Linked DNA regions of Homo sapiens: region 1 is linked to region 2. Evidence: chromatin loops called from intact Hi-C (ENCODE). Cell type or tissue: right lobe of liver. All regions are shown on one strand. Links, peaks and the distances in the headings refer to the core of each region. The heading gives the core; the rest is flanking DNA.

Region 1 (15,891 bases), core at 5,003-13,002, 210 kb after region 2:
CCCTGCCCCAGTCCTCAACAAAATGTTTGACCTTCGAAGGCCTGAGGAAAAGAAGTGAATTTTACGTCTAAACTCACAAACACAGTGGAAAGGCTTGCCTCTCTATCCCACTCTATCTTTTTTCCAACTTAGGCTCTGTATTCATCTTAGTAACTTAATGGACCATAACACTACGGTGTCTAATATTGCCAACCCCAACAGACCGTTCGCTGCTCTAAAACGATAGGAGAGTTCTAACCATTTTGTATCCCCACAGCACTGACCAAAGTATAGGGTTGTGCTTTTCAAATTAAATGAAGATACAGATGCCAGGGCCTCATCCCAGACTGACTGACTGAAAATCTCAGAGTAGGAAACTGTATTTTTCAAAAGCTTCCCCAGTGATTCCAATGAGAAGCCTGCTTTAGAAATCACTGGTTGGCCAGGTGCAGTGGCTCATGCCTGTAATCCCAGTATTTTGGAAGGCTGAGGCAGGTAGATCACCGGAGGTTAGGAGTTTGAGAGCAGCCTAGTAAATATGGTGAAACCCCATCTCTATTAAAAATACAAAAAATTAGCCAGGCATGGTGGCGGGCACCTGTAATCCCAGATACTTGGGAGGCTGAGGCAGGAGAATCACTGGAACCCAGGAGGCAGAGGTTGCAGTGAGCCGAGATCATGCCACTGCACTCCAGCCTAGGCAACAAGAGTAAAACTCCATCTCAAAAAAAAAAAAAAAAAAATTAGCCGGGCGTGGTGGCACATGCCTATAATTCCAGCTACTCAGGAGGCTGAGGCAGGGAGAATTGCTTGAACTGGGAGGCAGAGGTTGCAGTGAGCCAAGATCGCACTCCAGCCTGGGCACCAGAGCAAGACTCCATATTAAAAAAAAAAAAAGAAAGAAAGAAACCACTGGTTAAGCAGAGCCACAGAGCCACAGTAGGTGCTCAATTTGTTGAATGCACATTGAAATCTACCTGGTTGGTAGACCGAGTTAGAAAACAAAAGGGAAATGCACGCTCTCTCTGTGTTAAAATTACTAAACCATCTAGCTGTCTTGACCTCAGGAGCAAAGCCTCATCTGTCTTCCTGTCTTCCTCATTATCAGGTTGGGTTTTGTTTGTTTTTTTTTTTTTTTCTAGAATGGCTGTATTTGCCCTTCTTAACCACTCAGTTAAGAACATGATCATGCCAAATTCCTTCACCAGCTTTAAAGTACAGAGAAAGGGGCTCTGCTATTAAGGATGCCAGACCAGCCTAAGGATAGGAAGATACAGCATCTGGGCGCAGTGGCTCACGCCTGTAATCCCAGCACTTTGGGAGACCAAGGACGGCAGATTGCTTGAGGTCAGGAGTTTGAGACCAGCCTGGGCAACATGGTGAAACCCCGTCTCTACTAAAAATAGAAAAATTAGCCGGGCGTGGTGGCACGTGCCTGTAGTCCCAGCTACTCAGAAGGCTGAGGCTGGAGAACTGCTTGAACCGGGGAGGCAGAGGTTGCAGTGAGCTGAGATTGTGCCACTGCACTCCAGCCTGGGTGACAGAGCGAGACTCTGTCTCAAAATAAATAAGTAAATAGGAAGATATAGCAATCTGTGCCCTTGGTCAGTCAAATATTTTATGATACACATTTTCTAGGTTCATTTCAAGTCCAGAATGCGCTGACATGATGGGGAAGGGGAGGATTAAAATGCACAAGCGAGAAGAAAGGAGGGACAGAATTCTTCTGGGCCTTTTTCTAATCTGTGCTTTTCCTGAGCCTATGCTGGAGAAGGGAGCCGTCCTTGGCTCCGTGCCCTTGGCCTGCTAATGTCGACAATAGTTCCCGTGATCCAGACAAGTCTTGCAGTTTATAACACAGGCAAGAGATATGATATTGCAGCCACTTTGGCTCTATTCTCTCTCCACGACAGGCATGTGATTGCTGCACAAAGGAGGGAGAAATGCAGCCATCGGCTGCAGAGACAGAGAGGAGGCCGGGAGGAAAGGGTGAGTCTTTGGTTGTGATGAAGACATTTTAAATCGGGAGAGTGAGACATAAATGTCAGAGCAGCTCTCCTCTTCATGGCCTGAAAATCTGCAACAGCAAACAAGAAATGGTTCGGCGGTGGAAGGAGGTTAATGGGCCACGGCTCTATGCCCAGGCCTAGCTGGGTGGCCCTGAGCCATCACAGGGTCCTTCACCAAGGGAGGGGAGAAATTCTGAACTTGGGCCATATAAGAAGGGCCAACAGCATGGATAGCTTTAATACAGTCAGGATTCCTCCAACTTTAGTATGCCAGAATCATCTAGAGATCTTGTTAAGAACTTAGATTCCTGGGCCCCACCACCCACGGTGGTCTTTGACCTACCACCAGACATGACCCAAAGCTCTGGAGTTCCAGTGGGCGGGGAGAAGCTGGAGTCTTCTTTCTGCTGTTTACCCATCATTATAAAATGCCACAGAGTCCACTTCTTGGCCTCCTAGCAGGCTTGCCAGCCAAGGCTTGCTTGCCCCTTAACTAACAGTGGGATAATGAATCTCCAGCAGGGCTGAGTTGCCCCAGAAACTTAAGTTCTTGTTAAGTCTGCACTGGCAGGAGCTGTGTTCTCGTTTGGAAATAGTTGGCCGGCCTGGGCTAGTTCATGGGGAAATTCAGCCCTGGGTTTGCATCAGGAAAGCGGCTGATACTTGAGAACTCACTGAAAATGTGACCAGGATTAGATTACTCCCTTTGAGCTGGTCAGGTCAGATTTCCAGATGCAGCGGAGGCCATTTGGGGACAAGCCTTCCAATGGCCTACCTGATCACAGGCAGTGTTCTACTTTAGACCATCACACTGCCCTGCAAAGAAAGAAAGAGCGTGCGTATCTCTGTGTGTGAGTAGGGGTGCGAGTGTGGGTACTCAGGAGTATAGGCCTGAGGCACACTGTGTGCTGAGGTGTACAGCAGCCATGGATCTCAACGGAAGCACATGTGTAGGGCTCTGTGCAGGTCACTGCTTGTTTTATTCTTCCTTTTGGGGAAGAAAAAACCTTCCTACTTTCTCAGCATTGACCAAGCATCTCCTCTATTTTAAGCACCATGGGAGACATAAAGGCCCTGATATATCAGAATTTACAGCCTAGCTAGAGAATTTTGCAACAGAGGGCTGCATTTTACTCTATTTCTTTCTAATCCATTTCCAATCTATTTTACTCCAATCTTAATCTATTTCATCCACTCAGACAGTGCCCAGACCACCCCCCTTTTAGCCATATTTTTTCAACAGCTATTATGTGCCCAGTATTGTGCCAGGTGCTGGGGGTATACAAAAGAAGCCTACTAAGTAATTAGGGAGCCAAGTATATCTTGTATAAAACCAACAGGAAAAGAAAATGAAACAAATTTATGATGCCAATAATATGTATGAAACCCAAAGACCTTTCTCCCCAGCCACAGTTTTTCTCAAATTAGAGTAATGAATACTGTATTCAAAGAAAAAATTTTCAGGAACCTTCCAGTTTCACTTAAAAATTGTCATGTTACTCGAATGTGTATAAATATGAAACCTGGAATAATTTTTTAATTTACAAATAAATACCAAATAAAATTTATAAATTACTTACTCAAAAAAAAAGCCTTCTGAAAAAAATCAATATTCAAATTAACATTAATTTAATGATACTGTTTTGCTGCAACAAAATTGTTAGTCTTGGATTTAATAGTAGGAAAAGCCTCAGGTCTTTCTTTAATTCGTGTTGTAGTTTGGCTTTTATAATACTAATTCAGAGAGGGCCTGTTCATATAAAAGAACTGCTCAAAGTTATATTCATGGTTTCAAGGCTTTGTCTGCTAGTTCAGAATAATCAGACCTCATACTTATACTTAACCAAAACTTCCCCACATGTAATCCTCAAATGCCTATTTCAGTGATTGATCTTCTGATAACACCATGAAGCTGTCTCATTCCGTTGAAGATAAGATTAACATTATGACACTCTTCCATCTGCTTTAAATTTAATCTCATCATTACCTGTATTAGAAGAAAAACTATTCATTATAAATTTACTTATTTACTTATTTATTTAGAGACGGAGTCTCGCTCTGTAGCCTAGGCTGGAGTGCCATGGCGTGATCTCGGCTCACTGCAATCTCCACCACCCGGGTCCCGGTTTAAGCAATTCTCCTGCCTCAGCCTCTCGAGTAGCTGGGATTACAGGCATGTGCCACCATGCCCAGCTAATTTTTGTATTTTTAGTAGAGACGGGGTTTCACCATGTTGGCCAGGCTGATCTTGAACTCCTGACCTCATGATCCACCCTCCTTGCCCTCCCAAAGTGCTGGGATTACAGGCATGAGCCACCTCGCCTGGCCTCCTATATTTATTTTTAATGAACTGCAAGTTGCAAAGTACAGTCGAGCCACACAGTGTATCTATTTGTACGTGAAACTGCAATGGTGCAGATCCTTTGGTGTTCAGCATCCCGGCACCACAGTAAGCTACGAGATGACAAAGTTCTACCTCATCTCCTTATCTGAAACTCCAAAGCTTCATCCGTGCAGCCACTGTGATTTCTTGTCTTTTACCTGGTACAAATGGGATTTGGGCACAAAAGTACAAATGCAAGCACAAAAATATTATGACAAATTTTGGTTAAAGAATGGCTAGTCAGAAGATCTTAGATTAACAGTTTTAGATTTTCACTGAAGTAAAATCATAAAGCTAAAAATTAAAGAAACTGCAACTCCCTGTGAATGCTGAGCTGCATTCATAACCCTCCATTCTGACCATCCATCTCCCCACTTTCTCCATGCCAGGCCACGCAGGGCTACGTCTCACAAGAACTGGGTCAGTTAAAAGAATGAACTCAACGTCTACATGAGGGAAAGGGATAAAGCTGAGCACCAAGTAAATAGGACTTTCCCAGGCTCCAAAAGGAGAGCATCTAAAATATGAGTACCTCCACATAGGTGCCCCTGAATTGTACCCCTTCATTACCCACCTGGAACCCTTGACCCAGAATTCCTGTATCTCTCCTCAGACCATTGCCTTTCATCAAAACTCCCAAACTGGAATCTCTATTTGCCTTTGGGAAAAACAAACTGTTCACCAAAAGGGACCTCGGTGTCTACCATCATCTTCCTTCTCCCCTTAATTCACTTCCCAAGTCTAAATCACTTCGTCTGGAGGAGACTCTCGGGAATTCTAGATAATTGTGACAGCCATTGCTATGGTTTGAATGTTTGTGTCCCCTCCATAATTCGTATTCAAACATGCAACACTGTTAAGAGATGGGGCCTTGAGGAGGTGATTAGGCCATGAGGGCTCTGCCCTCGTGAGTGGATTAGTGTCTTATAAAAGGGCTGGAGGGGGTAGGCGAGGTGGCTCACACCTGTAATCCCAGCACTTTGGGAGGCAGAAGTGGGTGCATCACCTGAGGTCAGGAGTTCAAGACCAGCCTGACCAACATCATGAAACCCCATCTCTACAAAAATACAAAAAATTGGCCAGGCATGGTGGCAGGCACCAGTAATCCCAACTACTCAGGAGGCTGAGGCAGGAGAATTGCTTGAACCTGGGAGGTGGAGATTGCAGTGAGCCAAGATCGTGCCACTGCACTTCAGCCTGTGCAACAAGAGCGAAATTCCATCTAAAAAAAATTAAAAATTAAATAAAATAAAAGGACTGGAGGGGTTGGCTTAGCCCTTTCTGTCCTTTCCATCTTGTGAGGACATAGCATTTATCTTCTCCAGGGGACAAAGCAACAAGGCACCATCTAGGAAGAGACTGGGCGCTTATCAGACACCACACTTGCCAGCCCCTTGATCCTGGACTTCCCAGACTCTGGAACTATGAGAAATAAATTCCTGGCCTTCATAAATTACCAAGTCTCAGGTGTTTTGTTATAGTAGCACAAACTGCCTAAGATAAGCATTAACACACCAAATCCCACAGAGCAGTCCAGTGGGAACCGCTTTGGAATTCCTACTTTCCCAGTGGGTAAGAGGGATCTCCTAGGCCAGACTGCCTTTGTGATCTCTCACCTGAATGGGTTATGGGCAGGATTGTCCCTTAACTGTTGGACCTGTTGGAATAGGCCAATTCACACACATGCACGCAGGTACACGCACACAGACACACACATGTGCACAAACATTAATTCTCAGGAGCAGTAGCTTCTGCTAGGAAGGAAATATTTTTCTAACTTTCATAATTTTTGAGGTGTCATCTCTATCCATCCGTGAGGTTAGAGAATCATATTATTATACAGAATAGTGTTTACTTCCTTTCCTTATTCTTCTTTAGGCTTGCAGAATGAGAAAAAGACCACATATGCCTTAAGAACCCTTCCCTGAGGTACAAGGGAGGTTTTGTATCGATCATTCTTTGGTTTTTCTTAGAGACAGGGTCTCACTCTGTTGCCCAGGCTGGAGTGCAGTGGCACAATCATGGTTCACTGCAGCCTCCAACTCCTAGACTCAATGAATCCTCTCACCTCAGCTTCCCATATAACTGGGACTACAACCATGTGCCATCAAGCCTGGATAATTTTTTTATTTTTTATGGAGATGGGGTTTCACTATGTTGCCCAGGCTGGTCTTGAACTTGTGGCCTCAAGCATCCCTCTCCCTGAGGCTTCCAAAGCACTGGGATTACAGATGTGAGCCACCATGCCTGACCTCAATTGATTAGTCTATTGATGATTCATGTAAATTCTCCACCAATGGCTTTCGCCCACTGGAGAATGACCCAGTATTATAGGTCATCAAAATGGGCAAACATCAACATCTTCTAGAGTTACTAAGGAGGCTTTATGGACAAGGTGAGGTCTGAGTTGAAACTTGAAGGATACGTAGGCTCTCCACAGGTCTGGTGCAGAGCTGAGGTGGGGGAGGTAGGGAGGGACACAAGAGCAAGGTACCTGCACAGGGAAAAGCACAGAGCCTGTTACGGCCACAGAAAATAGTGGAAGATGGCCTGAATAGCCAAGATGAGCTAGATTATAAGGTTTCTAAAATACCAGAATGAGTTTAGGCTTAGCCCAAAAGGCCATGGGGAACCATTATACACCCTTGAGCAGAGAAGGAAAAGTTTGGAAGTGAATTGGGATTTGGGGCAAATAAATCTGGCAGTAGTGGGCAGGATGGATTGGACTGGAAACAAGTTAAAGAGTTCTTTTCCATTATTAATATGATTGTAGTAATCCAAGTGATGAAGTTCCGATTGTTGGACTGTAGTGCCATGTGGGCAGGTGTTGTGTCACACATGACAAGCCCAAAGTCTACAAGTGTGCCCCACATGCAGAAGGTGTTTACTTCTTCAACTAAATAAATAAAATATAGTTTAGTTACCAGGAGTCAATCATGGAGCCCAAGTGAGGATTACAAACATCCATCCCCATATCCAGATAGATCCCACTCCCACACATACATCTGGCTCAAGCAGCTATGATCTTTTGTGCTCTTTTAATAAAAATGGGTCATCAGACTCTCTGAGCACTTTGCCAATCTACTCCTACTAGCCTACAGAGAGGTGAAGAAAGAACTTAATCACCCCCAGAATCTCAGGGGTAAGAAACCTTCTATGGTCCTCCCATTCTTTTCCACTATAAGTTATCTATTGCCGCAACATTGTTCCATAACAGACAACCACAAAACCTCAGTGGAACACAACAATAAAGATGTATGTTTGCTCATGAGCCTGTGGATTGGCTGGGTTATCCTATTGATCTGAGCAGGCTCACACTCACATGTCTGGCAGGTCAGCTAGGGGTCAGCTGGTCTAAGACTACCTCAAGCTAGAATGACTCAGCTCTGTTCCATATGATCCCTCATCCTCCAGGAGGATAGCCCAGGCTTGTTCTCATAAGGTGGCAGGAGTTGATGACAAAGAGAGAAGCAAACAAGCCCAAATTTGTATCCAGTTTGCTCTTGTCCCATTGACCACAGTAAGTCCCAGAGTCAGAGTAGGCAGGGACCGCAAGGTTACAGGGCAAAAGGCATAGGTATAGAGAGACCATTGGTGTGGGATATGAATGACATCAATTTGTCACAGTGCCTGAAAGAGAAAAGATTGAAATTCCAAGAACAGATCAAAGCCTAGGACTGAGGAAGGAACTCTCCAAGGTAGAATTAGGAAAGTAAGAACAGAATTAGTCTCCAGAGAAGTGAACCTTTGGTTTCAAAAGAAATGGTGAGTCACAGACTGGCCCCATGGCTTATTCTGACCTTTTCTACTCCTGTGAGTGCTGTGATTTTGGGCAATGAATGGCTGAAAGCCCTGGCTTTTTTGCTCTCCACGGCAAGCAATCACAAATACTTTTGTTTTCCCTACCAACGAGATCTTTCCCTTCTGCATTCAAATATGATCTGCTCACCTTAAATAAACTCTCACTTGACTTCTTGGGCCTCTCCAGCTCTAGAAATACTTAAAACGTAAGGAAGAAAAAGAATAGATGGGAAGCAAGAAATCCTGGTGTCGTAACATGATCGTTCCCTTGAAGTTAGCACAGTGAGATTTCAGCTGGGGGCAGGAGGACTTGATCAGGACCAGCCGGGATGAGGTGAGGCAGGATCAACCTACCCATGTCATTGGCAAAGTCTGCAAAGGCTAGACTATGAGGCCATCATGTTTCTTGTTCCTCCTGGCTCTGAAATGTGGACTAATCTAACATGCACAGGATGTCTGCAGCCTCCTCACAACTTAACAAAGAGACAGGAGGGCTAGTTCACAAAACCCCCAAGAGTCCACTTCCCAAGACGGTTCCTACTGAATGGAGGGTGCGGTGCTGAGAGCAGAGTTGGGAGGTTTAGGAAGGGCTCTTCATTTCTCAGCGAGGCAGAGAAACAACCTGGAGTGCAATCACCCGGAGCAAAGGACTTGGGGAACAGCACGATAAATGTCCAGGTGCCAAGAATAGTTGGCAACAAGGACAGCAGGAGCCAAGCACGTGGAAGTGGTCTCCCGGGCACACTGCCAGAGCAGGGCTGCACTCAGAAACAGGACAAAGAGCCTGAGGGACCACAATCAGCGGAAAACCCAGCAGACAATACCAGAGGTGATGGCTGGAGGGACCTCTAGCCAGGCCATAGGGCAAGTGGCCTCTAAGACCATTGTTCCAGTCTGGGTTAGAGGGTGAAAGCTGGCATCTGTGACCAAAATGGGCCAAAGGAAAAGGCTAGGCTTTGAGCTGGGGCACTCAGATATGGTGAACTGCCAGAGAAGATGGGTATTCCAGAGCCAGCAAGTTAGCCAGGGCTGGGAGAAGACAGGGCACCTAAAGTAGATTGGTCAGTGCCTGAATCTGTGCCAAGTTGGAAGAGGGACAGGGACTGTGTCTGTAATTTACAGAACTGGTGATGTATAGCAAACGACCTGTAGGGATGAGGGGCACGGCGGGGCGGGGGTTAGGGGAGAGGCGGCCCGTGAATTCAGATGCAGGGTCCTACAGAGGAATTTGGACACCCAGCTTTGTCTCCCATTGGGAGACTAAGGACTCTTTGGCCACTTATGTGAACACAGAGATCAGTTCTAATTTCCTCTCTGTCTGTGAACAGAAGACTCACCAGCAACGGGGTTTGCAGTTGGCTTAGTCTTTTCTCCTACCCTTCCCCTCCCCAGGAATGGAAATAATTAGTGTTAACTCGTATATTCACAGAAATGCATTTATAAGGCATCAAGCCAATGATTTTGACCTTAATATTGCTCAGCTCACACCAATTGCACCAATGCGATCGATCACAACATGCAAAGAGAGTTCAGGGGTTAGCAAGTGTTCCAATTGTCTTCTCCTAAGAAGAGAGCGCCATCTTGTGTACAAACACTGAGTTCAGGATATGCTGAACCATTTTTTTGAGTTTTAGTTCACCAGAACTGAATCTGTGACCTCGTGTTTACTTTCCAGAGTTTCCTGAAACGTTGCATTATGAGAAACATGAAGATGTCCCTGAGCGTGTTAAGCTGTTGCCAGCCACGATTGTTATACTAAAGATGTACCTGGTCCGCGGAGGACATCTTTCAGCCTAGTTTTTGAAGACCTGTTACTTCTCTTCCTCAATTTTGAGTTTAATAGATGCAGAAAGACTTCCTACCTGAAATTCCACCTTTAAAGCATGTCTATGAAACAAAGGTTTTCTACCAGCTCTTCCATCCAAGTTTGAAACCTCCTGCTGAGCTTTTCTTCCCAATGTGTGGGGCCAGCCACGGTGTTGCTACCCGGGAGGGAGTGGTCTCGATGGGTAGCATTTGCTGATTTCCCTGATGCAAACTCTCGCATGGTGGCTGATTTCAAGGACTAGCGAGACCTCATTGCTGAAGAGCTGGGAAAAGCTGCCCCCGTCAGCTCTCCACAGCCAGTACAAGCTGGCTCCCGCCTACGCAGGAGACCCACGGATTATGCCCATCTTTGGGAAATGGCTCAGTTCATTGCTCAGAGATAAGGAACTGCTCAAAAGAGAGAGAATGCTGATAGGAACAGGCCAGATGTGGGGACGCAAAGACATATAATGTACCAGACAATGCCAGGAGGGTGGATATGAAGCAAAGAAAAGACATCTTCTCAAAATAAATAAATAAAAAGACATCTTCTCTCCCTTTTACAAAGACACAAAATCCCAGAGTCTTGAATGCTGTGTCCCAGAAGGGTCCATTTTCAATGGCACAATAATACATGGAAGAGGCTTAAAACTGTGCCTAACATTTCGTGCTCTATACGTTGTCTTAGTTGTTGTTAAAACTCAACTTTCTGGGATGCCTCAACTGGCCACGTATCTTGATAAATTCATTATTTTCTTCAATTATGCTGTAAGAAGAATACTTGTATCTTCTTCAGCCTCCAACAGACATTCCTTCACCATCTACGGAAAGACCCTGAATATTTTCACTGGAAAAGGGCCAGTAGTGAAATTGGCAAACACTCCTTCAACCAGGACAATGCTTCTGGGGAAATGACATTTATTGAGCACCTACTACATGCCAGGCAACTACAAAAGATCTCATTTCACCCTCACAGCAACTCTGTAAAGGAGGCGCTATTGCTGTCCTTTTATAAATAAGGAAACTGGGGCTCTGAGATGTTAAGGGAGTTGTCTAGGACTATATGGTGAGATAGTAACATAGCTGGGGTGACTCAAATCAGAATCTCTCAGGCTCAAAGCACGTTCCTCTCTCTATGTGTCCACACTGCCCTTGATTGAGAGAAGGCAGAGCTCAAAGGTGGCATTTTCATCAGGTTGTGAATCCACTTTCATGTCATATCACTGTGTGAATGGGACTCCCGCATTTGCACAGTGTACAGCCTGTGAACCCTTACCTTACATGGCTGTGTGCATATTTCTTGCCCCTCTTCTCTGTTACCTATACCCCATGGCCATTTTCTCTTCCCCAGACTACACCCCAATGCAGAAACAAAGGTCCAAAGAAAACACTCACTTCCACTTCAGTGAAACACAAATACTTTTCTCCTCAGAGGGTTGAGGAAGGAGAGAGAAAAGATGGTGGCCACTGAAAACAGGAGTGGAGGATGGTCTGGATTCCAGAAGGATGAGGAGCACCCTAAGCAGAAGAAAGAAGGTTCCTCTGTCAGAGAAGTCCAGCAAGGAGGGTGAGCTGCCCCCACAGAAGCCTCTGCCAAGTTCTCCTGTAGACAACGTCCCGGACACGTGTACGTCCCCCTAACCTTCGGGTCAGGAACCTGGGTAAGGGACCGCGAAGGAAAGCTGAGTCCCTGACTGAGTGATAACTGAGCGGAAATCAGTGGGGACATTTCCCTGTGGGCAGCAACAAGTAGTGATGGGGTTCCATGCTGTCCCTGGCCACAGGGAGATGTGCTGTGGGTAAACTACGTACCATAAAGGCAGTACAAGCGGTCCTGGGGATGAAAAAATACCATCTGAAATAGCTGCCACCAAAATTCCTCTTTGAGAGGAAACTCCTTTGTTGGAAGGGTTACTTGGGAAGTACTAGGGTTAAATAGTGAGCCCTTGAGGGGCATGGGTGTGGTGGGCACAAGGTCTGTGAGGAGAGCATGGCCTGGGCTTCCCGTGGTTGGTATGGAGGCAGGGTGGATGGGTGGGAGGAAAGAGGTGAAAAGAAAGACAGGAAGGTGAAGGGGGGTGTCAGCGAGGTAACGGGAAGCTGCCTAGAGAGGCGGAATGCCCCTCTCTGCAAGGAAACATACTCAACCCCCGGCTGTGACTGGGGTGAATGGGACTTTCTGGCGACTTCAGAAGCAGCTGTGGTCACATCTGGGTGGCTGTGATGTGGGACAGAGACTACCTGCAAAGACTTGGGGTCCTGGAGGCTGCAGTGACCCTGACTACATCAGCCCCTCTCTATCCCCAGAGTGGGAAGAAACTGTAGGTTCAAGCCAAGTTTAGCTATTTACTGTGACCTTGGTAGGTCCCTGCTGATAGCTGGCTTATGTAAAATTCAGACAATGAGCAGAGAAAACATAAATTCCAGCACAGGCGAATTTGGAAAATGCTGTATAGAGCAAATCGTGTTGACTTAGCATTTGTGCTTAGCCGAGAAGGTGCTGCCCTGCACGTGCTCAGAGCCCCTCTCCCATTTCACCAACTAGACAAGCCACTCCGCCATCCTGCAGAGAAGCTAAGAGAGGGAAGGGCAGGTTGCTCTCCCATGCTTCTGAACATGTGGAAGAGGCAAGGGAGAAACATGGGGTGAGGAAGAGAGAAAGACTTTCCCTATCCGAAGAGCAAACCAGTCTGTGTATGTTTGCCTCCAGTCAAACAGCTTCTAAATACTGAAGAGTGCCAGAGGACTATTTATTTTGCCACTTACAAGCGATCAGAAAAAAACCTTTTATTTACATTGTGGAGGCTCAAGGACCCTGAACTTATTCTTAGGCTATTAAAATAATTTTACTATTTTGGCAACGTCTAAATGCAAGTAATTTAAGACACCCCTCTGCCTAAGGCTAACAAAATCATTGTGGTATAACTATTAGTTTGGTGCTAAAAGTAATTGTGGTTTTTGCCATTAAAAGTATTTGTAGAACAAACCAATTACTCTTGCACCAACTTAATAGCATTGGATCCACTAACCTGGAAACACCACACCAGAGAGGTGCCTGACTGCAAGGAGAGCACATGGTTGGCACATGCCAAATGTTTGTGGAAGAAGCTGGGGAGTCCCCAGCAGCTGAGATGGATGGTGATCATCAACTTCCGAAGTGTTAAAGAAAACTGAAGGGTTCTGGCCAGGCGTGGTGGTTCACACCTGTAATCCCAGCACTTTGGGAGGCTGAGGTAGGCGGATCACCTGAGGTCAGGAGTTCTAGACCAGCCTGGACAACATGGCAAAACTCCATCTCTACTAAAAATACAAAAATTAGCCGGGTGTGGTGGTGCATGCCTGTGGTCCCAGCTGCTCGGGAGGCTGAGGCCAAAGACTCATTTGAACCCAGTAGGTGGAGCTTGCAGTGAGTTTAGATTACACCACTGCACTCCAGTCTGGGCAACAGAGTGAGATTCTGCCAAAGAAAGAAAGAAAGAAAGAAAGAAAGAAAGAAAGAAAGAAAGAAAGAAAGAAAGAAAGAAAGAAAGAAAGAAAGAAAGAAAGAAAGAAAGGAAGGAAGGAAGGAAGGAAGGAAGGAAGGAAGGAAGGAAGGAAGGAAGGAAGGAAGAAAACTGCAGGGTTTTGAAGGCAGGTGGCACTGTCCTGTAGGAGACTGAGGGTGGAACTTGTCCTTGAAAGCTCCCCTAACCTACTGAAAGTGGAATGAAGGGCTTGGATCCAAGCCTTTCAGAGGCAGCCAAGATCTTCCCAGTCCCCACGATGGGTTTCTTTGGTATGCTTGTTTGCTTTTCTTTGATTCTGATGTTCAAAGGAAATAGGGTGTGTTGATGTTTTAGGTGAACAGTGTGCTTTCTGGGTGACCTAATTTATCTAGCAGTGGAATGAAAAGGAAGAGAATGGGCAGAAAGAATCAAAGCCCATGGCCTACCTCAATAGAAAACGTGTGAGTTTTTCATATAATGTTATATGAACATGAATCTGCCATTCTGCTGTGCTGTGTCTTCCATCTGTTACTTTCTAAACTGTGGACAAGAAAAATACAACTGGCGTGAAGAATGAATGTTGCACAGGGTAGGGATGAGGGGTTGGTACATAGGAAGAGAATATGCTTGACACAGAAAAGAACTAACCATATACCTTATCTCATTTAATCCTCACAACAACCAGAAGGGCAACTAGTACATAAACAAATAAAAGCAAAACAAAGCAAAACAGGCCCAGAGAGAAAAGTCCCATCACTGGGAAGACCTAAGATTTGGGTCCAGGCCCGTCCAATGCCAGAGTCCTTTCTCTTTCTAATGCCTCGTGAAGGCAGTGATGACTCTGAAAATTACAAAACAGTCCTCCCTTGTTCAGGAGTTCCTGGTGTATCTACTTCAGACCAAATGCACTTATTCCTGGGAATTATTCAAGGTCTCGTCTTTTTTAGAATAGGTACAATATGGATGAGATCTTTTTAGCTAGCCTGCTTAGAGCAATCTAACTCTTAGGTCATACTCTTTCCAATATAGTAATAGACAAGGTGTTTAAGGGGATTTTGATCTTAAGAAGGTTAAATTTCCACATCTAAGTAGCTGTGGTATGTTGGAACAAGGGGGTTGTTTTGCCTTCTAAAACAGTCCAAAGCTGAGAAAGCAGATTACTGAGGCCCTGCAAGTTGACACATGCCTCTGAGTCCAGAAGTTGGAAAAAAGCAAGCAAAGAAGTGAGCCAGAGAGAAGAGTGTTAGACTGCCCCTTATTTTCACTTCATCTGACTTGGATTAGTCTTTAATTGAAGTCTCTGCTGAGATTCTGTCTGCGCCAGTCTGAAACAGCCTGTACACTAGTCAGCCATTCAACTGTTCTCTTTATAAATGCCATTTTCCCCTGTATTTGCTGAATTTTCATTCTTCATTCAAATGTTTGGGTGTCTGCATGTTTAATGAACACAGATGCCAGGGTTCTCTCAGAGCCAAATATTTGGATTACAAAACATTGAGGATATCCACATAGTTGGCTTCTCATTCACATATGTGACATTGTGTACAGACAGTTAAGTTTTAATAATAAAGTCTAAGAATGGATAGGGCTGGCTGTTCGTAGGGGAAAATAGTGCTGCACCTAAATCAGTGTGTATTTTTAGAGCTAGTGAACATTTTTATGAGGCTGAAGTTTTACTTGGTCTCAGGTCTGCCATCACAGAGGGCCAAAGTAGGCCCGGCCATGTGGCCAGGGTGAGACCACAGCTTCTGGGGCCAAGTTGAACTCAAATTTTACCTGACGCAGCCAAGAACAGGAAGACCCAAGGCAAGTAAAACTATGTTCTAAGGAGTTTTTTGGACCAGGCTAGAGAATCCAAATTCTACTGTCGGAAACAAAGCCAAAGGGGGTAAGGAATCAAGTGTAATCAAAGATCAAAAGAATGAGGAAAGAGACCCAAGATCATTTCTATGAATGGAGCTGAAGTGATGAGCCTTGATGTGACCAGAGTCAGGCCAGGTGTTGGTCTGAGGGTGTGGATTTGGAAAGGATCAATTTGCAGGGCATGGATTTTCTGGGCCTGTTCAGGGGACTTACCTGGCACTGTGATTTGAATATCTTGTCCCCTCCAAAAGTCGTGTTGAAATTTAATCATCAATGTGGCGGTCTTGAGAGGCAGGGCCTTTAAGAGGTGATTGGGTCATGAGGGCTCTGTCCTCATTAATTAATTGATCCATTAAAGGATTAATGGATTGATTAATGGCCTAACATGGGAGAGGAACCAGTGGCTCTATAAGAAGAGGGAGGGAGACCTGAGCTAGCACACTCAGACCCCTCCCCATGTGATGTCCTGTGCCACCTCAGGACTCTTCAGAGTCCCCACCAGAAAGAAGATTCTCACCAGGTGCAGCCCCTTGACTTTGGACTTCTCAGCCTCCAAAACTGTAAG
Region 2 (15,891 bases), core at 5,383-13,382:
CCAGCTACTCGGGAGGCTAAGGCAGGAGAATCACTTGAACCCGGGAGGCAGAGGTTGCAGTGAGCCAAGATTGCACTACTGCACTCCAGCCTGGTGACAGAGCCAGACTTCATCACAAAAAATAAAAATAAAAATAAAAAAAAGAATTGATTGTGAACAAAGTAGATAAGTGAAATAGTCATCTTGCTAGTTTATCTTTTTATTTCTAAAGGGAAGGGTTGAAGTGAGAACAAAACTTTTCCATTTGGAAAAAATTAACTCTTTAACCTACGAAATAAGAATATATAATCTACAATAAAAATAATGCTTGCCATTTGTTGGGTGCCTACTCTATGTTAGGCACTTTATAGACTTAGCTCATGTAATCCTTAAACAACTCTGCAAAGCAGACCTCATCATTTCCTTCTCTGTGTTCCAGTCACGCTGACCTCCTACCAGAGCCTCATATGCACCAAGCTCACCTCCACATCTCCTAACTCATGGGTCTGGCTTCCTCTCCTCATTTGGGACTCAGCTCAAATGCCACATATCCTCTTTTCCCTGGTTTCCCTGACTAATGTACCAACTCTGCCTTTATCCCCAGTCACTTTCTATCCCATTGCCCTCTATTCTTCACACCACAAATCACTATGTGAAATTACTTTGTTTGCATGCATATTGTTCTCTCTCTCCATTCTGCAATCTCTCTACAATGTCAGCTCCAGGAAGGCAGGTACTTAGCCTACACATAGCTATGTTCCCAGCACTTAAAACAGTACCTGTGGCCGGGCGCTGTGGCTCACGCCTGTAATCCCAGCACTTTGGGAGGCCGAGGCGGGCGGATCACGAGGTCAGGAGCTCGAGACCATCCTGGCTAACACGGTGAAACCCTGTCTCTACTAAAAACACAAAAAATTAGCCAGGCGTGTTGGTGGGCGCCTGTAGTCCCAGCTACTCGGGAGGCTGATGCAGGAGAATGGCGTGAACCTGGGAGGAGGAGCTTGCAGTGAGATAGCACCACTGCAGTCCGGCCTGGGTGAAAGAATGAGACTCCGTCTCAAAAAAAAAAAAAAAAAAACAGTGCCTGCTTAGTTAATATTTGTTGAGTGAATGAATGTCATTCCCACTTTACAAATACAGAAACCAAGGCCCAGAGAGGTTTGATGACTTGCCCAAGGCCACACCCATTGAACCAGGAATTCAAGTCCAAGGTTGCCTAGCCCCAACATACATATTTTTTCCAGTGTTTCTTAAGTCTACAGAGTAGGGGGCATAAGCATTGTTTTCAGTTTTCTGTTTTTGTTTTTGTGGTAATCTAAAATAGAAAAGCAGGCATGTTTAAATGATACAGATCACCTTATCACCTTGTAAATGAATACTGCTGCAAGATTTTAGGGCTTACATCTAAAGTTTGCAAATAGGTTAACACTGTCTAAGCAATACATCAATGAGGCTTTTCCTCAAGAATAAATGATGTCATGATATATTGTAGGAAACAAAAGTTTTATAATAGCTCAAACAGAAAAAAAAGATGAGGAAAATTGAATTACCACATGACTCACACTGATTTCAACATACCAAACTCAAATGAACCTGCATCATAGCATCTAGCATTGTGGTGCATCAAGCAGCATTGTCTAAAAATGGTCCTAGGAGCTCACTAGGTTGCCTGGATTACAAGTTCTGAGTCAACTGGAACTGCACCAACCCCAGTTCGGTGACCAGCCTCCCGCAGCAGGAAGGTCTGTACCCAAACCCAACTCCACAATGGCCCCCAATGGCCCTAGGCAGCTGATTTCCCAGATAACTCTTATAGTACTGGATCCAAGTCCAGATATCCTAATTGTTTGAGTAGTATATTTGGCTTCTGACATGGTGATTTCGTGTTTATACTATAAAAAAGTAAAGCAATAAAAAGCAAAGAACCTTTATTAAAACATACATCTGCAGCATGTCCAGCAAAGTCTGCTATCCATAACACATCTCCCTCCATGGACAACCACAGGCTTTCCTCCTTGCTGACTCTTTCCTTGTAAGTTTCCCCAATGAAGCCTATTTCCTATTCATCCTAGCTGGTGTTGTGAAATTATTTTTAAGCCGTATTGCAGGACAGAGAGTAATCATGATAGGACTCATCTTGAATGACAGGTGATAGCAAAAAAGACATTTATTCAGCACAAGTACCATATTCACATGACAAAAGGTAATTTAATTTTCAACAAGCCAATATTAAGTAAACTTTGTAGATTTGGATTCTATTGGCTTTAAAGGAGATATATTTAGCTTGTAACTTTGATTTGGGCTACAATTGTATAAGAGCTATAAGCACAAAGTATTCATATCTGGTTCTATATTTATTGACATTTAATCAATGTCTTAACAAAACACTTAAAATAATACCAGAGGTTAGAAGACATTGTTCTGTTTGTAAGTTCTGGTCTCTGCTCAAGTTCAGATTAGTAACTGTAAGATTTCATCAAAAACATTTTGTTTATCCACGGTAAGAATAATCTAAGATGTTACATCTAGGTAAAAATAAGTTTCTGTTGTACAACAATGGTTATTGCCTAAGTAGCACTCTGAATATTTGAGCATGAGAAAGCCTATATTAGGAGGATGTTATTCATCACCCAATATGAGAAGTTATTCAACTGACTTTCCCTCTGTGGTCATGAATTGTACTGAGTCACTTGTACCCACTTGGTGCTCCTAGAGATTGATGGGGGAACCCCTTGAGACAAAACTTTTCTCACATCCAAACTACTCGGGCAAATTCTGACCTTAGGAGATTTACAGGTTCACCTGGAACATGGGAAAGGAATAGACATACTACAACCCTACATCATTACTGGATGACTGATATGGTTTGGCTGTGTCCCCACCCAAGTCTCATCTCGAATTGTAATCTGAATTATCACCCTCTTGTGTCAAGGGAGGGACCTGGAGGGAAGTGATTGGATCATGGAGCCAGTTTCCTCCATGCTGTTCTCTTGATAGTGAGTTATCATGAGATCTGATTGTCTGATAAATGTCTGGTGCTTCCCCCTTCTCTGTCACTTTCTCTCTCCTGCCACCGTAAGACATACCTTTCTTCCACTTCCCCTTCCACCATGATTGTAAGTTTCCTGAGACTTCTCCAGCCATGCAGAACTCTGAGCCAATTAAACCCCTCATTTACGAATTACCCAGTCTCAGGTAGTATCTTTATAGCAATGTGAAAACAGACTAATACAATACTGAAAAATATTCCGAGTTTCTTTACGGAATCAAGCAGTCCCAGGTCCATTCTATGATGCCAACACTGAATTCACTGAAGAAACCTAGAACAGTGTAAGTTACATCAGACACTAGAACCAAACCAAGGAGTATAAAGATAAAGGATAGAGTCTCTGGATGCCTTCAGGTTTTTTCCTTCATTAGAGTTTATTTATCAAATCTACAACCCTTGGTCCCCTTTCTACTTCTCCCTTGGCCTTTAGGAGGCTCTTGATAAGCATGTAATCACTTGGAAATGAAGCTATAATCACTGCATCTCTTCTCAAGATAAATTGAGTTCTTCTCTCATTTGTTTTCCCATAAATCATTTGAGCTTTTAAGTTTTTCAGCAAGCATAATTCATAAATGCATGTGTTACTGAGGTTCTCAACATAATTTTAAATCTATAGTTGAATAAGCTGACATAGCGATGTTCTGAAGATATCAGATCTCACTATTGATCATCTCTTGGCATGCTGTGTCCACCCCGTGTCCTAGCTATATATATATTCTTCCAAAGAACTAACTTATTAAGTCAAAGTGCCAGGAGATGACAATATTTAATCCACTGCTGTTTGTTTACAGTAGTTGATTTGTGTATAGAGAAGCAGCCAAATATTATATTAATATATAACATCATCAAAATACATAACATGTCAAATTCTATTTTAATATGCTGATTACTGTTGTTTTAAAATATCCAGATATTTACCAAATGCAATTATGGCATACATGTACTTTAAATGAAGCATCTGTTTTGCACTCATTTAGGAGAGGGTTTGTAGTAATTGATTTCCTGTTTTGTATTGAATGAGACTAAACAGACCAGTAGAAAGCTCATAGGAATTGTTCAGACACCCGAGGTAAGAGCTAAATAATAGAACTATATTTTTTGATGTTTATTTAAGACATTTTCTATAAGGATTTTGAAGAGCTGTGGCAGTTTAGTTGCTCTTAAAAGGAGCTTTTATTAAAAAGAATGAGATATTACTAAAGGAGTAGAATTTAAAAGAGACTTTGAATTACAATTAAAATGTAATTTAATATCATAGTTTAAAAGATTAAGACCCTTATTCAAGTTTTAGTCACGACTGAAAATATGATAATAAATTCTGATGACCATACGCTAATCCCCTCACTGGAGTATTTCCCTGTTCATACTCCCTTTCCCAAGGGTCCTGGGAGAAGATGGTCTTCAAACCTTAAGAGTGCAGGCATGTCAAGAAACATCCAACTGCGTTTCTCAGTGTTTTATTTGTGCACAATGAGCTTCATATAGAAAATTAGACATAGCAATGTTAGACAGAAAAACAAAAACAAACTCACCCAGAGAGCTCAAGGCATGGCAGCTTCGGCCAGAGACAGATTTAAGTAAACCTATGCAGCATCAGTATTAATGCTAATAACTGACATACCCAATCATATGGATCTAACAGATGTAAGTAGGGAACTCACCATGATAAAATAGAAACTCTACCTGCTATTTAAGTGTTCATTCATTTACACAAAAATAGACCACACATTAGGCAACAAAGAAAATCTCAATTAATTCCAAAAGGTTAAAAACCATACATGTAAAATTCTCTAATCACAGTGTGATAAGTCTGGAAATGGATAACAAAAACAGAACAAAAACCCACATCATCTAGAAGTGTTTAAATTCTCTCTTAGGTGAACAAGAAGTCAAAGCAAATATTTCAACTAGGTAGGCAGAAAATAGTGATAACGAAAACAGATGATTAAAGCAGCATTGAGAGGAAAACTCATTAACTATAAATAATTGTTAAACAAAAGGTAAAAATAATTCAATCTAAGGAAATTAGAAAGCGCTACACATTAAAACTTAGATAATAACAGAAGGAATTAATGAAGATAATAGCAAAATAATGAATTAGAAACGAGAAATGATAGAATCAATACACATACTGAAGAACTAGTTATTTGAACATAAAAGTTAAACTACCTAATCAAAAAAAGTGAGGAGAAGAAAAAGCACAAATATATAAAATTGGATATTGGGAAAACAACCCCCAAATAACCACAAATAGAGTAAATTAAGAGAATTATAGAATACTATCCAGGTTTGGTGTCACATGCCTATAAGCCCAGCTACTCAGGAGGCTGAGATTGGGAGGACTGCTTGAGCCTGGGTGACAGGAATGAGACCCCGTCTCAAAAAAAAAAAAAAAAAAAAAAGGAATACTTTATTCCACTTCATGAATACAGGCTATTAGGCTGTAATATATGCAATCATCATTTTTATGGGTCAAGTAGAGTCACATATTGACAATTTCATATGGCTCAACCGACTATCTAAAAATTTAGATCAAATGGATGATAAGAATATGGCAAAATATAATTAAAACTTATCTACATGTATCTCCAAAAGTAAGTTAAACATTTGCTATGCTAAACAGTGAAATGTTATGAGTATTTCCATTTAAATCAGAAAGGAACAAAATCATTATGTTCACTAGCTTCACTGGTAAGAATTTCCTGTAAGTGCTAGCCAATCCAATTCATAATAATAGTTAACATTTATTGAATCCTGACACCAGGAATGATTGTAAATTTTTTATACATATTATCTCATTTTATGCCCCCCAATAACCCTATCCCCAGTTTGCTGACAGGGAAACTAAAATGCAGAGTGGTTAAGTAACTTCCCTGGGGTCAGAAAGAGAAAAAGTGGCAGAGTTAGGACCTGAATCTAGACTTACTGCAGGTTCATGATCTTAAATATAACTCTATTGTCTTCTACTATGTTCACAGCGTAAAGAAACAGGTGATGAAAATTGGAAAGGCAGAGACAAAATTGCATAAGATTTTACATTTGAAAAACACAAAATCAATCAAAAGCTATTCTAAGCTATTAGAATAAGAATATTCAGTAAAGTGACAAGTTACATTAATATCTGAAAGTCAATAGATTTTCTATATGCAAAAATTAGATGGATAGTGCATCATTTCTGTGTATCATTTAAATACATATTATATATTCTAAAAACCATCTTTTAAATAAACCTATATATTTACAGTAGCAAGAGAAAGATTTAAATATCTAGAATAAATTTAACTAAAAGTCGGCAGACCTTTACTGAAAAACAAAAAAAGGTATATCTCTGCTGAGATTTATAAAAGAAGACTTAAATAGAAAAACCTACCCTATTCATGGATAAAAAGCTTAAAGATGTCAATTCCATTTAATCTATAAATTTAGTGAGACCAAAAAAATTACTGAAAGCTTTTTAATCTTGTGAAATTGCAATTTTTTCTTTTGTATGATTTCATTGGTGAATCCTTTCAGAACAAAATTAAATAATAATGGTGAGAGTTGTTATCATCGTCTCACTTTTGACTTTCAGTTGAGGCACTTTTCACCATTAGTAATTATGCTTGCGTTTGATGATACCCACACCCATACAGTAATTTTTTAGTTACATTAAATAAACTCAACACTTCCTCGTTCTTATTTTACTGAACACGCTTGGGTCCCCTTCCACACTATGGAAGCTTTGCTCTTTCGCTCTTTGCAATGAATTTTGCTGCTGCTCACTCTTTGGGTCCACACTGCCTTTATGAGCTGTAACACTCACCTTGATGGTCTGCAGCTTCACTCCTGAAGCCAGCGAGACCACGAACCCACCAGGAGGAACGAACAACTCCAGACGCGCCACCTTAAGAGCTGTAACACTCACTGCGAAGGTCTGCAGCTTCACTCCTGAAGCCAGCAAGACCACGAACCCACAAGAAGGAAGAAACTCCGAACATATCCGAACATCAGAAGGAACAAACTCCGGACACCAACGCCTTTAAGAACTGTAACACTCACCGTGAGGGTCCGCGGCTTCATTCTTGAAGTCAGTGAGACCAAGAACCCCCCAATTCCGGACAAATATAAGAGTTAAGAAGAGAAACGCTTTGTTTCCTGTTAAAGATTTTGGGAAACTAACTGGGAAACCTAGCAAAAGCCTCCATAATCACATTAGTTTATTTCCTTTAGAAAAATCAGGTATATTTTTAAAGGATGCATGCATTTCCAGTATATACAATAATCCGTTTACAGTGGCTGATTACGGGGGTGGAGGAGGTAAGTAGTAAAACTGGGATTGGAGGCTGGGCGCAGTGATTCATGCCTGTAATCCCAATACTGTGGGAGGCCAAGGCAGGCGGATCACTTCAGATCAGGCATTCCAGACCAGCCTGGCCAACATGGTGAAACCCATATCTACTAAAAATACAAAAATTGCTGATCATGAGGTCAGGAGATCAAGACCGTCCCAGCTAACACGGTGAAACCCCTTCTCTACTAAACATACAAAAAGTTAGCCGGGCATGGTGGCAGGCGCCTGTAGTCCCAGCTACTTGGGAGGCTGAGACAAGAGAATTGTGTGAACCCACCAGGCGGAGCTTGCAGTGAGCCAAGACCACACCACTGCACTCCAGCCTGGGCAACAGAGAGAGATTCTGTCTCAAAAAATAAATGAAATGAAATAAAATAAAATAAAATACAAAAATTAGCAGGGCATGGGTGCGCATGCCTGTAATCCCAGCTATTCTAGAGGCTGAGTCAGGAGAATCCCTTGAACCTGGGAGGAGGAGGTTGGAGTGAGCCGAGATAGCACCACTGCACTCCAGCCTGGGCAACAGAGCAGGACTACGTCTCTAAATAAATAAATAAAAATGGGATTGGTGACGGTATCAATTTTCTATTGCTGCTATAATAAATTACCACAAATTTATTTGCTTACAGTTCTGGAGGCCAGAGATCCAAAACAAGTGCAAATCATGGTGTTAAATCATGGGCTATGTTCTTTTTGGAGGGTCTAAAGGAAAATTCGTTCTTTGTCGTTTCCTGCTTCTAGATGCCACCAGCAACCCCTGGCTCGTGTTCACCTTCCATCTTCAAAGACGGCAATCGCCTCACTTCTGCTTTTGTCAGCCCATCTTTTATTTAAAAGGACCCTGTGATTACACCTGAGGTTAGTCAGATAATCCAGAATAACCTCCCCATCTCAAAATTCTTAATTTAATCACACCTGCAAAGTCTCTTTTGCCAGATAAGGTAAGATATTCTCTTGTTCCAAGGATTAGGGAGTGGACGTCTTTGGGGCTCAGGGGAGAGTGATTATTCTGCCTACCACAGTGATGAAGGGGAAAAGAATAATATACAGCAAGAAAAGAATGCATTAAGAACCAGAGATAATAGCATGCCTCACCTGAAGTTAAAAATTCCATGTTTCCCCAGAGTGCCGACCAGCAATTCTCAGCATTGGCTGCACCCTGGAGTCACCTGAGAAGCTTTAAAACAGCCCACTATCCAGCCAACTCCCTGGACCAATTAAGTCAGAATCTCTGACTAGGCAGCATCAAGACTTTTTAATGCTTCTCAGGTGATTTCAATATGCAGTCAAGTTTGAAAAGCCCTGGAGTATCCACTTAGTGCTTGCTGAAGGCCTCTGCCTGTGGGTTTTTTTTATTCAAGAGGAAGTGCTCCTAGTTGGTGATGGGGCCTGCAGCTCTCCTGGTTGTCTGACTCCTACTTTGGATGTTTTCAACCCAATACTGCTTCCTCCACTCCATAGGAAAAGTCATTCTACCATTCATTCCCTCCAAGCTCTTCCTTCTCCTTGGTCACACCCATGTCTCCAGGCCATCAGGATCCAGCACACCATCTTACTGAATTCTCACCCCTATCTCATGATGTACACTGCTGCCTAAGACCCTTCTACCACCTTCCCAAACCTGCTTCCAAAGGGTAGTAGCAGTGTTCTGGTTTTCCGGAAAGTCCATTCTCACCTCCTCGACCCTGTCTCCCTTTTGCCCCTCCAGCATCCAGGATACCCAAAACAGGACAGAAGTAAGAAACATACAGATGCCTGCAGACCCCGAGGTAGAAATGAGGACAAGGAATGGAAGACAGAAGACAGGTGCAGAGGGAGCTATAAAAATTGAGCAGTCAGTTACAGACTGAGTGTGTTTGTGTGCATCTGTTAAACTACATGGGTGAAAAGTGGAAATCATTTTCATTATTGAAGAACTCCTAGAAAAGCTAACATTTTGTCCCAACTCTGTAACAAATACTACCAAGTAATTTTCATGAACTACTGATTACTTACCAAATTATTAAGCAGCACAAAGATAATTTTTCTGTCACATGAATGTGTGTGTGTGTGTGTGTGTGTGTATCAATAAACATCAGATTGGCAGGGTACAGTGGCTCACACCTGTAATCCCAGCACTGTGGGACGCCTAGACAGGTGGATCACTTGAGGTCAGGAGTTCAAGACCAGCCTGGCCAACGTGGTGAAACCCTGTCTCTACTAAAAATATAAAAATTAGCTGGGCATGGTGGTGTGTGCCTGTGGTCCCAGCTACTCAGGATGCTGAGGCAGGAGAATCACTGGAACCTGGGAGGTGGAGGTTGCAGTTGACCAAGATTGTGCCACTGCACTCCAGCCTCAGCCACAGAGCAAAAAAAAAAAAAAAAAAAAAAAAAATCAGATTAACTTGTCAGTTTCATTTGAGGTGATGCTTACTGTTGCTTATATTGTTCATATTACATATTCACAATTTGGTACTCAGGCTATAGTCATCTACTAACAACTTACAGAACTAATAGGGAACGTTAATTTAACATATCCATAATAATTTATAATACCAATGTCCAAATGCAGGGTAAGTTATAGGCTTTTAATATCATTCAGAATTTTCAGAGCGTGAGGTTCAGTTTTAAAGTCTGTTGTTTGATTTCCAATATATCCAATTAGTGCCAACTGAGTCCTTTCCTAGTCAGTGATTCTTCACAGAGCTTTTTACAAGATTTTATCCAATAAGGCATGACCTGGTCTAGAAACTAGAGTGATTAATTGAAATATTTTCAGTAAACTGCATGTTGCTATTCATAATGTAATATTCATTCTTCCAGCAGGGGGCTCTCTCACCATTAGAAGTACAGAAGGGGAAAGTTTAGGAAAATTATTTGTTCCTTCATTCATTTACTCGTTCAACAAAATGAGTTCTCACTAATCGCCAGACTTTGTGATATTTTCTAGGAATATAGTAGTGAAGGCTTTGTTCTCATGGAACTTAGAATCTGGTATTTCATTTTTGGCCACCTCCACTATAAATGATCTTTTTTTTTAAGTAAAAGTTGTTGTTCCTAGAACATTCATTTGGGGAGGGGGTGATTTTGGTTGCTGAGAAGGTAAGTGCTTTCGAAAAGGCTTTGAGTACACATTACTTTTGACTCTATTCTCCTTTGTGCTCTGAGAAGTGTACTCCTTCCTACAACTAGAAGAGAAATTGTCTCTGTTCCCTGGATAGCCCCTTCTCAGCTCCAGCCAATGCTGGGTTCCAAAAAGCAGTGACTAATCGAGGGGTAGAAGCTTACTGGACCAACAATTTCAAATTTCTAGACTTAGAATCTATTATTCTAAGAGTGATGAGGGAATTAAAAACAATATGCAAGACGCAGGGACTAAAAACATCATCAAATACAATGGTGGTTCAAGAAGCAATTTAAGAAAAATCAAAATTTTTCGGATCACATGTTTGTTTTCCTTCCAAATGAAAATAACATCATTGTGTCTTATGGGGGAAAAGAAGTCTTAAAACTTAGATCATCCACTTTAATAAACTTTAAAATGTGAATGAAAATGTTGTTTAATAAACCACTAAAACATCGACACCTGGGCACATTCAAGAGGTAAAGCATGATGGCAGCTTCCAGTCTTTCTTCTCTACATTTCAGGTTCGATGCAACTCAAAGGCCAGAGGATGTATGTTATTGATCTAGTGCCCAGCCATTCCATTTTGCAGATTGGACATCTAGAGCCCAGAGGGGATGCAGGACTTGTCCATGTCACACAGTAAGTTCTCAAAACATTTTATATTTTAGGCTCAGTTTTTAAAGATTGTGAAATCATAGCATCTTAGAGTTAAAGTGAATCTTGGGAAGTCAACCAATCCAATCTTCTGCCCAAAGTGAAAGTCACTTCAGTAGCTGAAGGATGAAAGGATGTCATCCAATGCAGTGACAGAGAGCTGACTGCCTTCCACTCCTCAAAGGGACCCATTTCTTTCATAAGAAAATCTCAGCATTATGAAAGTCTTACATCAGGCCCAAAGATAACTTCTCATTGTTTCTAGTTTCGTTGTCTGGATTTATATAAAAAGCTGCACTGTAATTATTTAAGAATAACCATCATAAATGCTGTTCTCTTTTCTAAGTAAAACATCCTCATTTTTTCAGCCATTTTCTAAATGCTATAGTTTCTCTTGACATCCTTAACTACATTTCATCCAGCTCTTAAAATTTGATGCGAAATGTGGTGTTACTACAGATAAATCTGACAAGCATTGAGTGCAGTGGGATGTACAAAGATACAAAGAATGTTCATTCCTCAGAAAACATATTCTACCTAGGGATGAGAAAATAAAGAGTACCCCTGAGCAACTAAAAGACAAACTGTCTCTCATGCCATTTCAACTCATTAAAGACTTTTTCAGTTTAGCCGGTTCTTGAATCTAAACAATAAGTATATATAAAACACACAAACTGAAAAAAAAAAAGACATTTCATCCATATGATAACAATACAAATCAACCCAGAAATTCCAAATGCCACCATCTTCCCACCCCAAGTTCCAGGTACTGGGCTCGGGATTAACTGGGTCCAGATGGATCAATAAATACTTAGAAGTTCAGTGTTCTCTTAAAAATTCGCCCTTGTCATCAAGCATATGTGCTCCGTCTCTAGAGAAATAACAATAAGGGATCTTTGGGTTCAAACGATAGGCCTACCTAGAAATCCACAAGGAGTCAACAATGAATATTGCTTCGATTAATAAACACTATTTGGATGTGTTTATGCAAATCAATGAGTGAAAAATACCCATTGCAATAATTTCCAAACAATGTCCAGTTCCTAAAATTAGTTTTAGCTAGTTAACCATGGTAAAAACTAATCTATTGTCCTCAATCCTGCTGAAACTCTTTATGACACTTCAAGCAGCTCAGTACTCTCTCAAAATAGCCCCAGATTGGAGGCCAGAATGTCAAGATGGGCAGATGCTCAGAGTTTAACATGAGCCTCTAACAACCTATGTGGATCATGCATCCTTTCAGGCAGAAACCAGCCACAGGCTCACCTACTGTCAGTGTATCAGGAGAGAGTTTCACAGGCATACAGGGACCATATTCACTGGGTCAAAATTAGCTAACTTATGGGAACAATGTAATAATATGTTTGAATTAGTACCCTCAGAAAATTTAAAAGTCAGGTTTTAACACGTATGCCAATTTAAACTTGGGCATGTTAAGTTTACTAAGATCCTTAAGGCATAAGTCATTAAAATATTGCATGCATACTCAATTTACTGTCTTTGAAGGCATGGGACATAAAGATGATAGTTCATTGTATACCTAGTGCAATCTACTGAGTGTCTTACATAAACTATTTTATTTTGTGTTTGTAACAAATCTTTTCACATAGGTACTTTACTGATCTGCATTCTTCAGATGAAGAAACTGAGTTTTAGAGAAGTGAATTCACTCACCCAAGGCCACTTAGCTAAGAAGAGATGGCAGAACTGGGATTTGATTCCGGGTCTGCCTCTACAGTTTCTGCTGAACACCACTCTTTACAGAGTGTGCCTCTCACTAAGGAAGAGAGGATCTGGATGATGCTCTGTGTCTTCTACCTGGAAAGAATAAAAACTATCTGGGGTGGAAAGGACTCTTTTCCACTTTTGACAATTCCCTTAAACACCAAACCAAATATAAATACCCACTTTCTTAACATTTATTTTTGAAAATCCTAAAATCTCCTTAAAATCAATATTGAGATCCAAATCCATTAGTTTTCCTGCACAGTGGTGGTTTCATGCAATGAAATTTTACAGAGCTGAAGTCAAAAAACTTCAACCTCACCAGATACTACTGTGCATATGTTATTCTCTGAAACTCTACTCCCTCAACTCTGGGATAAAAATAATATTACCAACTCCCTGAAGCTGTTCTACATATTAAATAAGAATAATATATGTTGTATTAGTCCATTTTTATGCTGCTGATAAAGACATACCCAAGACTGGGTAATTTATAAAGAAAAAGAGGTTTAGTGGACTCACAGTTCCACGAGGGAGGTCTCACAATCATGGCGGCGGGTGGAAGGCATGTCTTACATGGTGGCAGGCAAGAGGGAAATGAGAGAGCATGTGCAGGAAACTCCTCTTTATAAAACCATCAGATCTAGTGAGACCTATTCACTATCAGGAGAACAGCACAAGAAAGACCCCCCCTCATGACTCAATTACCTCCCATGGGGTCCTTCCCACAACACATGGGAATTATGGGAGCCACAATTCAAGATGAGATTTGGGTGAGGACACAGCCAAACCATATCAGATGTGAAAAATATTTTACAAAATTCTCTACAAATATTGTTATTATTATTACCTTTCTATTTCTTTCTTTTTTTTTTTGAGACGGAGTCTTGCTCTGTCGCCCAGGCTGGAGTGCAGTGGCACGATCTCAGCTCACTGCAAGCTCCGCCTCCTGGGTTCACCCGCCATTCTCCTGCTTCAGCCTCCCGAGTAGCTGGGACTACAGGCGCCTGCCACCACGCCTGGCTAATTTTTTTTTATTTTTTTTTATTTTTAGTAGAGACGGGGTTTCATCGTGTTAGCCAGGATGGTCTCGATCTCCTGACCTTGTGATCCACCTGCCTCGGCCTCCCAAAGTGTACCTTTCTATTTATTTCTATAATTTTGTACTTTAGTCATAAAATGTAACAATCTAGAATATTTTCATATTTCTACCTTTATCATGGCTAGGCAATAACAAGGTTTCAATAGAGCAAAAGAATTTCCAAATGTTAATTTTCATAGTTTGCCAAACATACAATAAAAAAATGCTTAAACTATATTGCTCCTGCCATTTTATTTTGCTTGTTTTAACAAGTACAGAGAATATTACATTTAGCTAAGAATGATTTCAGATTAACTTCTCTTACATAAAGCAATCAACTTTTATAATATATATGTGGCAGGTAATAAGCACATAAATGTAATTGCTTTTTAAGAAATATTTGTTTTCAGTGTGGGTTTCAGAGTAAGGTGGAAGACTAAATTATATTATTTTAAATGGCCTCAGTCAGCTAAAACTCTCAGTATCAGTAATAGATTGGGAAATGGAAGCATAGTCATAGAAAAAGGAAAATGAATTTTTAAAAGCATTACACCTCAAACTCGATCATTCTTTCCTATAATGAACACAACAGTCTAGTATTGCAATAAAATTAACAATCACATTTCATAGTATTTCTATATATAGTTACACGTACTCTGTTATTATAACATTTTATTTTATTTTATTTTATTTTATTGTTTTTTGAGATGGAGTCTCACTCTGTCACCCAGGCTGGAGTGCAGTGCTGCAATCTTGGCTCACTGCAACCTCCACCTCCCAGGCTCAAGCAATTCTCCTGCTTCAGCCTCCTTGGTAGCTGGGACTACAGGTGTGCACCACCACATCTGGCTAATTTTTTGCATTTTTAGTAGAGACAGGGTTTTGCCATGTTGGCCAGGCTGGTCTCGAACTCCTGGCTTCAAGTGATTCACCTGCCTTGGCTTCCCAAAGTGCTGGAATTACAGGCGTGAGCCACCATGCCTGGCCAGTTATTATAACATTTAAAAATAGATTTTATTCCAAAGTTTTCTTTTTTATAACCAAGAAACAAAGTACATATGTGTTCATTCTGATGCTAACTTAAAACTGAATTTCTCTCATTCCGTACCTTTTTAACTTTATGTCTGAAGAAAAAAAAACCTGCGTGTTTAGGAAATGCTATTCCATTTACTCCTGCAAAGCCCTTCCCAGCTCTACATGTCTGACTTACAATTGAGGGGGCCTCCATTTCCATTTCCTCTGCCTTTACACTGGTACTAAGTTCTAATCTTGGAATTTCCTTACTCCAAAGTCAGCTGTTATTTGCTGTGTCCCCCTCCCGCCAGTCTCTATTCTGTCCTGCTGCATTTCAGCTGGTTACCTTATGCATCCAATTCTCTGCGGGCCAACGGTTCCCTTTATAGATCTTATAAAAGACAAGACAGACAGGATATTAGCAATCTTCATCTTTAAAAGAAAATTCTGGCTTTGAAATAGTCTTAGAATGGTCTCTGTCCAAAAGCAGAGACGCCAAGTGGCCCTTAGAACAGCCATCTGTGCATGTGTTCATTTGTTCACAGGTGGTGTAGCAAAATGGTAAAAGCATGGTCTCCAGAACAATGTTCCATTCCAGCTCTGCCACTGACTCGCTGTGTGACCTTGGATGACTGACTTAACCTCTCTGTGCCTCAGTTTCCACATCTATAAAATACAGAAAATAATTGTACCCATCTCATAGAGTTATTGTAAGAACGGACTGAGTTAATATGTGTAAAGTGTTTAAACAATTCCTTGAGCATAGCATATGTGCACTGTGTTTCCTATTATTACTATCATTTGTCTATTATTCATTCATAAAATATTTACTGATCTCTATTAATGCTGTTCGGCCAGGTGTTATTATACAACAGTGAGTGAAGCAAAAAATAATAAATAGCCCTTATGAAATCTACAGAGAGACAAATGTTAATCAAATAATCTTACAAA

Evidence for each region. Peaks named below come from ENCODE experiments on the same cell type or tissue, not always from the same donor. Only the 100,000 strongest peaks of a DNase experiment are listed, where the experiment ranks them.
Region 1: it touches region 2 in a loop (6-fold over the local background); 104 of 110 quality-filtered maps call a loop at or near these places.

What each region holds. Positions count from the first base shown.
Region 1 is chr7:135,795,122-135,811,012 of GRCh38, reverse strand. No RefSeq gene overlaps it. Among named protein-coding and RNA genes, the nearest start is that of FAM180A, 54 kb to the right of the region's middle. RefSeq lists a silencer at 11,719-11,939. In right lobe of liver, for the core only: a CTCF peak has its summit at 9,760 (motif pointing left); no DNase peak of the experiment used is centred there; H3K27me3 peaks cover 325 bases.
Region 2 is chr7:136,003,947-136,019,837 of GRCh38, reverse strand. It overlaps a transcript of LOC105375523 not described here. Among named protein-coding and RNA genes, the nearest start is that of MTPN, 35 kb to the right of the region's middle. In right lobe of liver, for the core only: a CTCF peak has its summit at 10,156 (motif pointing right); no DNase peak of the experiment used is centred there.